Regions from separate parts of the Homo sapiens genome. Here regions 1 and 2 are each linked to region 3. Evidence: chromatin contacts called from ENCODE Hi-C or POLR2A ChIA-PET data. All regions are on one chromosome and are shown on one strand. The core of a region is the stretch at or near the end of the contact, and the rest is flanking DNA. Distances in the headings are between cores, read along the strand shown.

The links. Hi-C counts contacts between places; a loop is a spot of excess contacts on that map. ChIA-PET counts read pairs that join two places held with the same protein, here RNA polymerase II (POLR2A). Pooled maps may share reads with other maps.
Region 1: a loop to region 3 is called in a pooled map, with 5 times the contacts of the local background. The contact joins the promoter of SLK here to the enhancer-like site in region 3. A Hi-C loop is called at or near these places in 2 of 168 maps with a recorded cell type or tissue (B cell and naive thymus-derived CD4-positive, alpha-beta T cell) and 7 of 50 pooled maps. POLR2A ChIA-PET finds 5 or more read pairs at or near these places in 3 of 52 experiments (B cell, activated CD4-positive, alpha-beta T cell and activated naive CD4-positive, alpha-beta T cell).
Region 2: a map of naive thymus-derived CD4-positive, alpha-beta T cell shows a loop between it and region 3 (21-fold over the local background). The contact joins the promoter of SFR1 here to the enhancer-like site in region 3. A Hi-C loop is called at or near these places in 2 of 168 maps with a recorded cell type or tissue (both naive thymus-derived CD4-positive, alpha-beta T cell), 1 of 37 single-sample maps with no recorded cell type and 11 of 50 pooled maps. POLR2A ChIA-PET finds 5 or more read pairs at or near these places in 1 of 52 experiments (naive thymus-derived CD4-positive, alpha-beta T cell).

The regions. Positions count from the first base shown.
Region 1 is chr10:103,965,789-103,968,488 of GRCh38, forward strand. SLK (STE20 like kinase) reads left to right here and starts at 1,352. Exons shown (of 19, transcript NM_014720.4): 1 at 1,352-2,107. The coding sequence starts at 1,958. It overlaps LOC102724351 (a long non-coding RNA gene), which reads right to left and starts at 1,257. Exons shown (of 5, transcript XR_007062282.1): 1 at 1-1,257. RefSeq lists silencers at 1,214-1,673, 1,714-1,763, 1,774-1,873.
Region 2 is chr10:104,120,835-104,123,534 of GRCh38, forward strand. It overlaps SFR1 (SWI5 dependent homologous recombination repair protein 1), which reads left to right and starts at 1,337. Exons shown (of 4, transcript NM_001002759.2): 1 at 1,337-1,362; 2 at 2,131-2,252. The coding sequence starts at 1,350. RefSeq lists enhancers at 1-599, 83-182, 755-1,418, 813-862 and a silencer at 1,103-1,332.
Region 3 is chr10:110,213,118-110,215,865 of GRCh38, forward strand. The region is part of intron 1 of MXI1 (MAX interactor 1, dimerization protein); the gene reads left to right. LOC105378480 (a long non-coding RNA gene) reads right to left here. Exons shown (of 2, transcript XR_946315.4): 2 at 1-2,748. Among named protein-coding and RNA genes, the nearest start is that of MXI1, 6.9 kb to the left of the region's middle. RefSeq lists a silencer at 1,478-1,527. Within about 2 kb of position 1,319, at least 4 of the 41 ENCODE cell types and tissues checked have a DNase peak (open chromatin) inside an H3K27ac peak, as active enhancers do.

The sequences.
Region 1 (2,700 bases), core at 102-2,601, 6.2 Mb before region 3:
TGCTCCAGATACCGCCATTCATTCATTCATTCACCAGATCTGCCTTCCTATTATATGCCAGGAATGTTGCCGGGTACTTGGATATCTTGATGAACAACAAACCACTGGCCTGAAAGAGCTCCCGTCTGGTGGAGGAGGGGAAGGTAGGTCACCACCTGACGGATTCCAGCCAACGTCCACACTGCCCCACCAGGGAGTGCTGCCCAAGGGGGCTGGAGGCAGATCAGGAAGTGGGGGCCTTAGCTGAGGTGGAGTCACCAAGAGTGACACCAGGTTTACAGTTGTGGAGGTGGCCAGAAGTTAGTTTTACCCTCAAGGGAGTGTCGCAGTCATCAGTTGAGAAGTGGGGGCCCGGCGCGGTGGCTCACGCCAGTACTTTGGGAGGCCGAGGCGGGCGGATCACGAGGTCAGGAGATCGAGACCATCCTGGCTAACACGGTGAAACCCCGTCTCTACTAAAAATACAAAAAAATTAGCGGGGCGTGGTGGCGGGCGCCTGTAGTCCCAGCTACTCGGGAGGCTGAGGCAGGAGAATAGCGTGAAGCCGGGAGGCGGAGCTTGCGGTGAGCCTAGTTCGCGCCACTGCACTCCAGCCTGGGCGACAGATCGAGACTCCGTCTCAAAAAAAAAAAAAAAAAAAAAAAAAGAAAGAAAGAAAAAAAAGAGAAGTGGTCTTAAACAGTTTTTATGTATCTGTGTCTATCTTGCCTGCACACTTAAAACAACAAGAGTAAGAACTAAGATTGAGCGTTTACGGGTGCAGGGGCCGCGCAAAGGGCTTCCATCTATTGTCTCATTCACAACCTTCTGGTAGGGACTATTAGGATCTTCATTTTACGGCGAGGAAACCGAGGCTCGGAGAGGTCACCTGCCCAAGGTCACAGATCTCTCTCTCCAAAGCTCAAGCTCACAACCACCACACAAACTCCCCTCTCACTGTACCTGGGGCCCGTCTGAGAGCGAAAAAGTCCGCTTTCAGGTCCCAACCCTAACAGGTCCGGCTTTCACTCCACAGTTTTTCCCAGATCCAGAATGGAGACAACATCCGCTAGCACAATCAACAGGGTCGTCCCACGGGGGCCGCTCCATCAAGGCCGTGGACTGACAGGATTTGGGGCTTGGAGGGCAAATGAGAAACAATCGTCAGGGACCGAAGAACAAATGCGTCCATCACACCAGCCCCCCGCACCCCGAGCCCCGTGCTCCGCTCACGCGAACCCTCGGGGGCAGCCAGTCTGAGGGACGTAGCGCGCGTGCGCGGGGCCAGAGGGGACGCCCCCACGCGAGCGCGCGGTGAGCAGGGCGCGTGACCGGGCGGGCGCGCAGCCGGGAAAGCGCGCGGGCGCGCTACGGAGTCGGCGTCGGCGCGCGCTCCAGGCCGAGGCTGTGTGGGCTGGGGAGGGAGACAGGCGGCGGCGGCGGCGCCCCAGACCCGAGGGGACGCGCGGGCCTTGCGCCGCGGGAGCGGACGGCGGCGGAGGAGACCCTAGGCTCGCGGCCCGAGGCGGGAGGGCTCGGCTTCTCGACTGCCCGCCTCCGAGGCCGCCGGCCGCTTCTCTCTCCCAGAGTGGCCGCCGCCCCTGGAGACTCGCCGTGACACGGGCCTAAGCCGCCGCCGCGGGAGTCCTGACCGCTCGGACCCGTCGGATCAGGCCGGGTGGGAGCGAGCTTGCGGGCAGGTGCCGCTCCCGGAGGGTGGGCCGGAGGCGAGGCGCCCACCGCGCGGCTCGCGGGCCGGGCTCGGCGGAGGGGCCGCTCGCGCAGCACCCCCACCGCGGGCCGGAGCCCGGGTCGCCGCCCCGCCTTCTCCCGGGACCGCCCGGCCGGAGCTGCGGGGGCCGAGGGACGCCGCGCCCGCCGCCGCCAGCCGGGCTCGCGCGGGAGAGCAGGGAAGAGAAACTTTGCCTTTTATTGTTTTTAGTCCTTAAGTGCAAGGAACTCTGTGTTGGGAGGAAAAATGTCCTTCTTCAATTTCCGTAAGATCTTCAAGTTGGGGAGCGAGAAGAAGAAGAAGCAGTACGAACACGTGAAGAGGGACCTGAACCCCGAAGACTTTTGGGAGATTATAGGAGAACTGGGCGACGGAGCCTTTGGGAAAGTGTACAAGGTAAGAGGGGGAAAACGGGAAGTTGTACTGCGAAGGTAAAACAGCCACTGGCCTGGAGTGGCGGGAGGACTTCTGCTCCCCTGGTCCTTATCCTGTCCTTCTTTTGACTGTTACGGTTCGATGCAACTTTACTTGGCTGATCATCCAAGGAGTAGCTAAGAAGTCGGGTTTACGGTGGAACAAAATGGGGCCTGGATGGAGTTTAAAGAGCGATTGGAAAAGGAGACAGGGTTATAAAGTCTACTCTTTCAAACTTCAAAGGAAATGAGAGTGTTCTTTAATTTATAGGAGGGGTCTGGTTGTGCCCTTCAAGTATTTTAGAATGAGAAACTCATTGCACTTTGCAGTGGATTTGTCTACTGACTGCATTCGCGTGCATGCTTGTACTCCAACAGTTCTGTTTTTAGGGTCCAGTATATATATTTGGTTGTATCTAGAGCTAATACAGAACTAGTTGGGATCAAAGTGATTGCTACTTGCAGTCTCTTCTTGAGTTAGTTGCTTGACAGCATACTATAAAATAGAATGGAATTTCTGACAAAATTTCCAAAAAACCTTCATGTGGTACTAGTTTTAAATATATTTATGGTAAG
Region 2 (2,700 bases), core at 87-2,586, 6.1 Mb before region 3:
GTAATTATTATACCTGACTGCTTAAGACTCAGGTAACTCCCTTTTGGCCACTTCTAAGCCACTACTGTCAGATGTTATTAATAGTAAAGAGACGATATCAATGTTTAAAATGGCCATTCAATAAGAGGACTGAAAACACTGGCCCCTGGAAATTCCCAACTTCCACGTGACTCAGAAGTTACTCAACTCTTTCACTAAACCCAGTGCTCCACCCAATGTAGCTAACTTTGTCGTCGCGTAGCAACAGAACCTCGCCATACTGGAAGCGGGGCGCGGGGGGGGGATTTTCTCGACTGAGGATGCTGCTGCCCGGTAGCCAGCAAGGGCCCTGTCGGTCTCAAACGTGAATTTTGGACCGACACAATCTCATGTAGTGATTGTTCTGCTTCCTGTGTTGCGCCACAACAAATTTCCTTGGGCTACATTTTCCCTCAGATTTGAGTAAAAGATTTGAGGTCACGCTAAGGAGCCTGCATACTGAGGTACAGAAACGGTTTTTTGTTTACAACAACAACAAAAAACCTCGCGACGGGACCGCCGAGTTTGCGGCAGCCAAAAAAGCTAGCGATGAGCTCAGCTAAAGTGCCGGGACTCTCGGATAGATTTCTAACATGTTTGAAATGTGGACCCCAACGCTGGAACCCAACGCTGTTCTTTTGTGGTCTCTGGAACCACCACGCTGGAATAGGCTGGAACCCAACCAACGCTGTTCTTTTGTGGTCTCTGCCTCTGGGGAGTCCACAAGCTGTAAATCTAACATGCAGCCAGCCGTGCGGCTTCTGGCCGCCCCACGTCTGAGTAAAGCCTTCACTGTGACTAGCAGGGAGAGGAGACTGACTGGAGCCAGAGAATGGAGGCGGCGGGCTGGCGGGGGTGGGGAGAGGCACTTTCAGGCGCACTTCACAGACGCACAAAAACAAGGAAGCCTGAAGGGAAGGCGGTTGAAAATAAGGCAACAGAAGCCGCGAACGGAAGCGCGCCCCCCTCAGGATTGGTTTAACATTCCGAAGCTCAGCCTCGCCCGCCCCGAAGACCTGCTGCGGATCGCGGCCGCGCGCGCGCGCACTCACGCTGCTCTCGGGCGCTGGGCGGGGAGAGCCGCGCGCACCGGTTAATTCTGCCAATCATGCGTCTGGGCCTCCCATCGTGTGGGCCAAGCCCCGCCCCAACCACCCGCTGGCGGAGGCGCGCGCGCAGTCCCACCGCTCTGAGTCGCTGAGTGAAGCGGCGCCTCGCGCGTCAGGCAATCTGGCCAATTGCGCATCTTTTCCGCCTACCGCACGGCCCCGCCCCTGCCACAGGATCGATTTACGGCCGCAGGTGCGCGCGCTTTTTTGCTCTCGCTGGGAATGGCGGAGGGAGGTACCCTGCTGAGGGGAAGGGGGGATCCCTGACACCTGGGCTTCCCCGGGAGTCGGCTGTGGAGTCGAGTTGAGCTCCCTTTCCGGGTCTGGGGAACTCAACCTCACCTTATGCCTGGGGTCTCCGGGGAACTAGTGGGCTTTCTGCAACGGGGGGAAGGAGGGGACGACTCCCGCCCCTAGTTTACCCCTCAAAAGTTAATGCCTTTGTCGGAGGAAGCAATTTCAGTCCACTCTCCTTTTCAGTCCCTGTTGGCCGCTTAAACTAAAAGGCTACAGACGGGCTTAAATGCGTCTCCGCTGTGTTTCTTATGCCTCGGGCCGGCAGGGTAACGGGTTCTAGTCACAGCTTGTAGAGTTCAGGATGGGTGACATTCAGGTCCTATTGTTTTTGAGTCAAGGTTTCGGCTATAGCTTCTTGAATTATGAAGCTGTCATAATAAAGAATTCCTGATTATCTAAAGCTGTTATTCTTCCCTACTTCCAAGGCAGAATTTGAATATATTTTGGTGGATGAAACGAAAACAAGGAGAGTCTTGTGACTATGAGATACTAGCTGGTTGATGTATCATGAAAAACTTAGTGGTCCCTATGTGGGAAGGTAAATGGAAAACTGCAAAAAGAGCAAGAATGAATTACAAAGTGAAATTAGAAGAAATATCTGGCTTACTTGTGGATGCTTTGTACACCAATACAATATATTATTTGATAAAAGTCGACTATAGAGAGGTGTGGTTAATTCGATTATTTTATAATTTTTCTTTTTTAGAGAAAAACCAAGATTTCACTTTCAAGATGGAAAGTCCGTCAGACTCAGCTGTGGTTTTACCTAGCACTCCTCAGGCCTCTGCGAATCCATCATCTCCCTATACAAATAGTTCCCGAAAACAAGTATGAAAATCTTTGTTCTTCCAGTGGATCCATTATGTGTTTCTAAGTATTGTGGCAGTGGTGGTTTAAATTCTACGGAAGGTTGTTAATTAACATAATGTGTAGCATAAATAAGTAGACATTTTATTAAATAATTTTGTTTTTCTTCTAAGGTGACATATATGACACCCACCAGCCCCCTTCCATATTTTCCTCTTGAATGAATTCATTTCAGTTAGTTTCAGATTAGGTTATTACAATACTCCAGATGGAGAAAGTTTGCATCTGTGCAATATTATTATGAAGGTCTTTAGTGGCAGAGTCTAGGTCTTTTCCTTACTCTGTAATTCTGAAGCACCTGGAGTACTATCAGGCATGTGCTTGTTACTGAACAAATGTTCCTTGATTACTGGGATAAACTTCTCAACACTTTTGGAAAGGTGTTGATCTTGCTGAAGTAAAAAGGAAA
Region 3 (2,748 bases), core at 69-2,568:
CTCCCTTGGGTGGTGAGACCAATCCCTGCAAGAAGATGATAGTTCAGACCTGAAGAGCTGAGACTGCATCCTGTGAACAGCTGTGACCCTGAGAAACAAATAAGAAAGAAGGAGACTAGAGTGACTTCTGCTGAAATCGAGGGCTTTGATGGCAACTAATGTTCAAGCTGGTCACGTTTTTGCATGGCAGCAATCTTATGAATTCATACATTCTTCAAATGTACATTGAATGTCTACTATGTGCAGATGCTTCTTTCTGAAAACTCTGTAGGTTGAAGTATGGTGGGGGTGGAGTAGGGTATTTGTCTTTAGTGGAGTTATGTGAAGAGCATTCTTAAATCAGGCCCTATTTCCTCTGCATCCCAAATTATGTTCCCCAGATTCAACTTATTTTTTCCAGTTTTAAATATGATCTCTGCTGACTGGTAAATACCAGAAGAAGGCTTTTTTGAGGATATTGTTACGGCTTTCAGAATCACGGAGCTCCCAAGGACTGTGTGTCCTGGAAAGGAGATCCAGGGAAAGGGGACAGGGCCTTGGAAGTTAGAGAAGTTGAATTGAGCCATTCCTGGTTTGGGAGCAAAAAGGAGGCTCCATTAGCTACCAAGGCAAAACAGTAGCTGCTCATCCATCTCTCATCTCTGATGGAAACAGTCTCCCACTGACACATCCAGAAATGGGGATTCATCTGGAGATGCCTGGGCAAAAGTCTAGAGGTGAAACTGAGGAAAATGAAGAGGGTGCTGGCGTGCAGCAGCAGCAACTAATTGTATGGCATAATATCAATAATGGCTACAATTTATTGAACACTGACTATATTCCAAGTATGGGGCTATGCATTCATTATCTCCCCTGATCTTCACAACAACCTTCTGATGGATGCAATTTTATTACCCTCTTTTACGGAGGAGGGAACTGAGGAGCAGGGATGCCAGGTAATTTGCCCAAAGGATATATAGCTAGTAAGTCGCGGAGCTGAGTTTTGAACTTAGGCCTCTGATTCCAGAGCCTGTGCTCTTAACCATATACACATGTACTCATTTCACAGCCAAGGAATGAAGTCCAGAGAAGTGAAATGACTTACTCAAGGTCACCCAGGAACCTGAAGCAGAGCTGGTATTTGAAACACCTTGTTTATTGTCCAAGGTCTTCCTGCACACACCTTGCTTAGAAAAGGTTTCGAAGTGAGGCTGGAGTCAGAAGAGCCAACCAGAGAGGCTTTTTTTCTTTTTTTGTCTTTCAGAGTTGTTCAACTCTCCTGGCCTTAACTCAAGTTTAGGGCTCCTAGGAAACACCACCCCCCTCCTGCTGCCTTTCCCAAGTCTGTCCTCTGGGCATATTAGAGGACTTGGGGCTGTTGCTATGGTACTGGGGCCAACAGCAGGTTCATCAAAAGCCGGGTCTTTTGCCTTTTGAAAAAAAAACCCAGCCCTGCAGAAGCGAATTGGCCACAAAGATTTGCATCAGTCATTGTGGCTTGTTCTGTTTTAGATCCCCCTGCCTCCCTACCCCACCCCCTCCTCCCTACCACCACCACTTTCTATAAATACAGTTGGATAAATATTGATTTAAACTGGGTTTCTGGAGGAGAAGCACATGCTTGCCCTGGCTTGGTCTTCACTTAGATACCACCAGTATGTCAGGCCTGACACACCTAACCCCCGACAGCTCTGGCTTCCAAATGTCCTGTTTTGGGGAGATGAATTGTGGTTTTGTGGCTTTTGAGTTTTTTTTTTTTTTTTTAAAGGAGAGAAAGAAAAAGAAATAAAAAAGTAACAACCCAGCAAGAAATGGGAGTCTTCCTGCAGAATGAGGAAAGCAATTTTCAGCAGGCAGAAATGGGGGAGCTTTATAGTAATATGGCCTCCTGAACCATTCTTCTCCCTTCCCATTTTTCTTTCTGCTCCACTTCAGTTTTTTTTTTTGTTTTTTTTTTTTTTTTGAGATGGAGTCTCACTCTGTTGCCCAGGCTGGAGTGCATTGGCACAATCTCAGCTCACTGCAACCTCCACCTCCTGGGTTCAAGTGATTCTCCTGCCTCAGCCTCCCAAGTAGCTGGGACTACAGGTGGTTGCCACCACGCCTGGCTAATTTTTGTATTTTTAGTAGAGACAGGTTTTCACCATGCTGGCTAGGCTGGTCTTGAACTCCTGACCTTGTGATCTGCCCACCTTGACCTCCCAAAGTGCTAGGATTACAGGCGTGAGCCACCACACTGGGTCCAGGTTTTGTTTTTAAAGGAGGCAGGTATTAGCACAGAGCATCAGGGCCAGAAGGAGCCCCAGAGGTCACAGAGCATCCATCATCTGTACAGTCATGGAGTCTGAGACCCAGAGAGGGACACTGGCTTGCCCAAGATGACACAGCAGAGGCAGAACCAGGTCCTTCTGGGCTGTGTTCCCTCCTACCTGATACGAGAATGGGTTCCAGGTAGAGTCCCAACCTGGGCATTTGTTTCACAGGTCCAGTGCTCATAAAGTCAGCAATTTTCAAACCTGGTTTACTGATCCCAGGGTGTGTCCGGTTATTGCAAAGGTCATTGCAACATTCTCAATAGTCTTTCAAAATGAAGCTAATTTCAATTTGCCATACTTAGAAAAATACTATCTTTTACATTTGGGGGCTGGGAGGAGGGAGGAGCTAGAAGGTGGTGGCAGTGATGAGGTGGCTATCCCAAGCCTTGACTGAGGAGGAGGAATTCAAGTCTTGGAGGATCCTTCTGGAGGTGGAGCTCTAGGCTCACAGTGG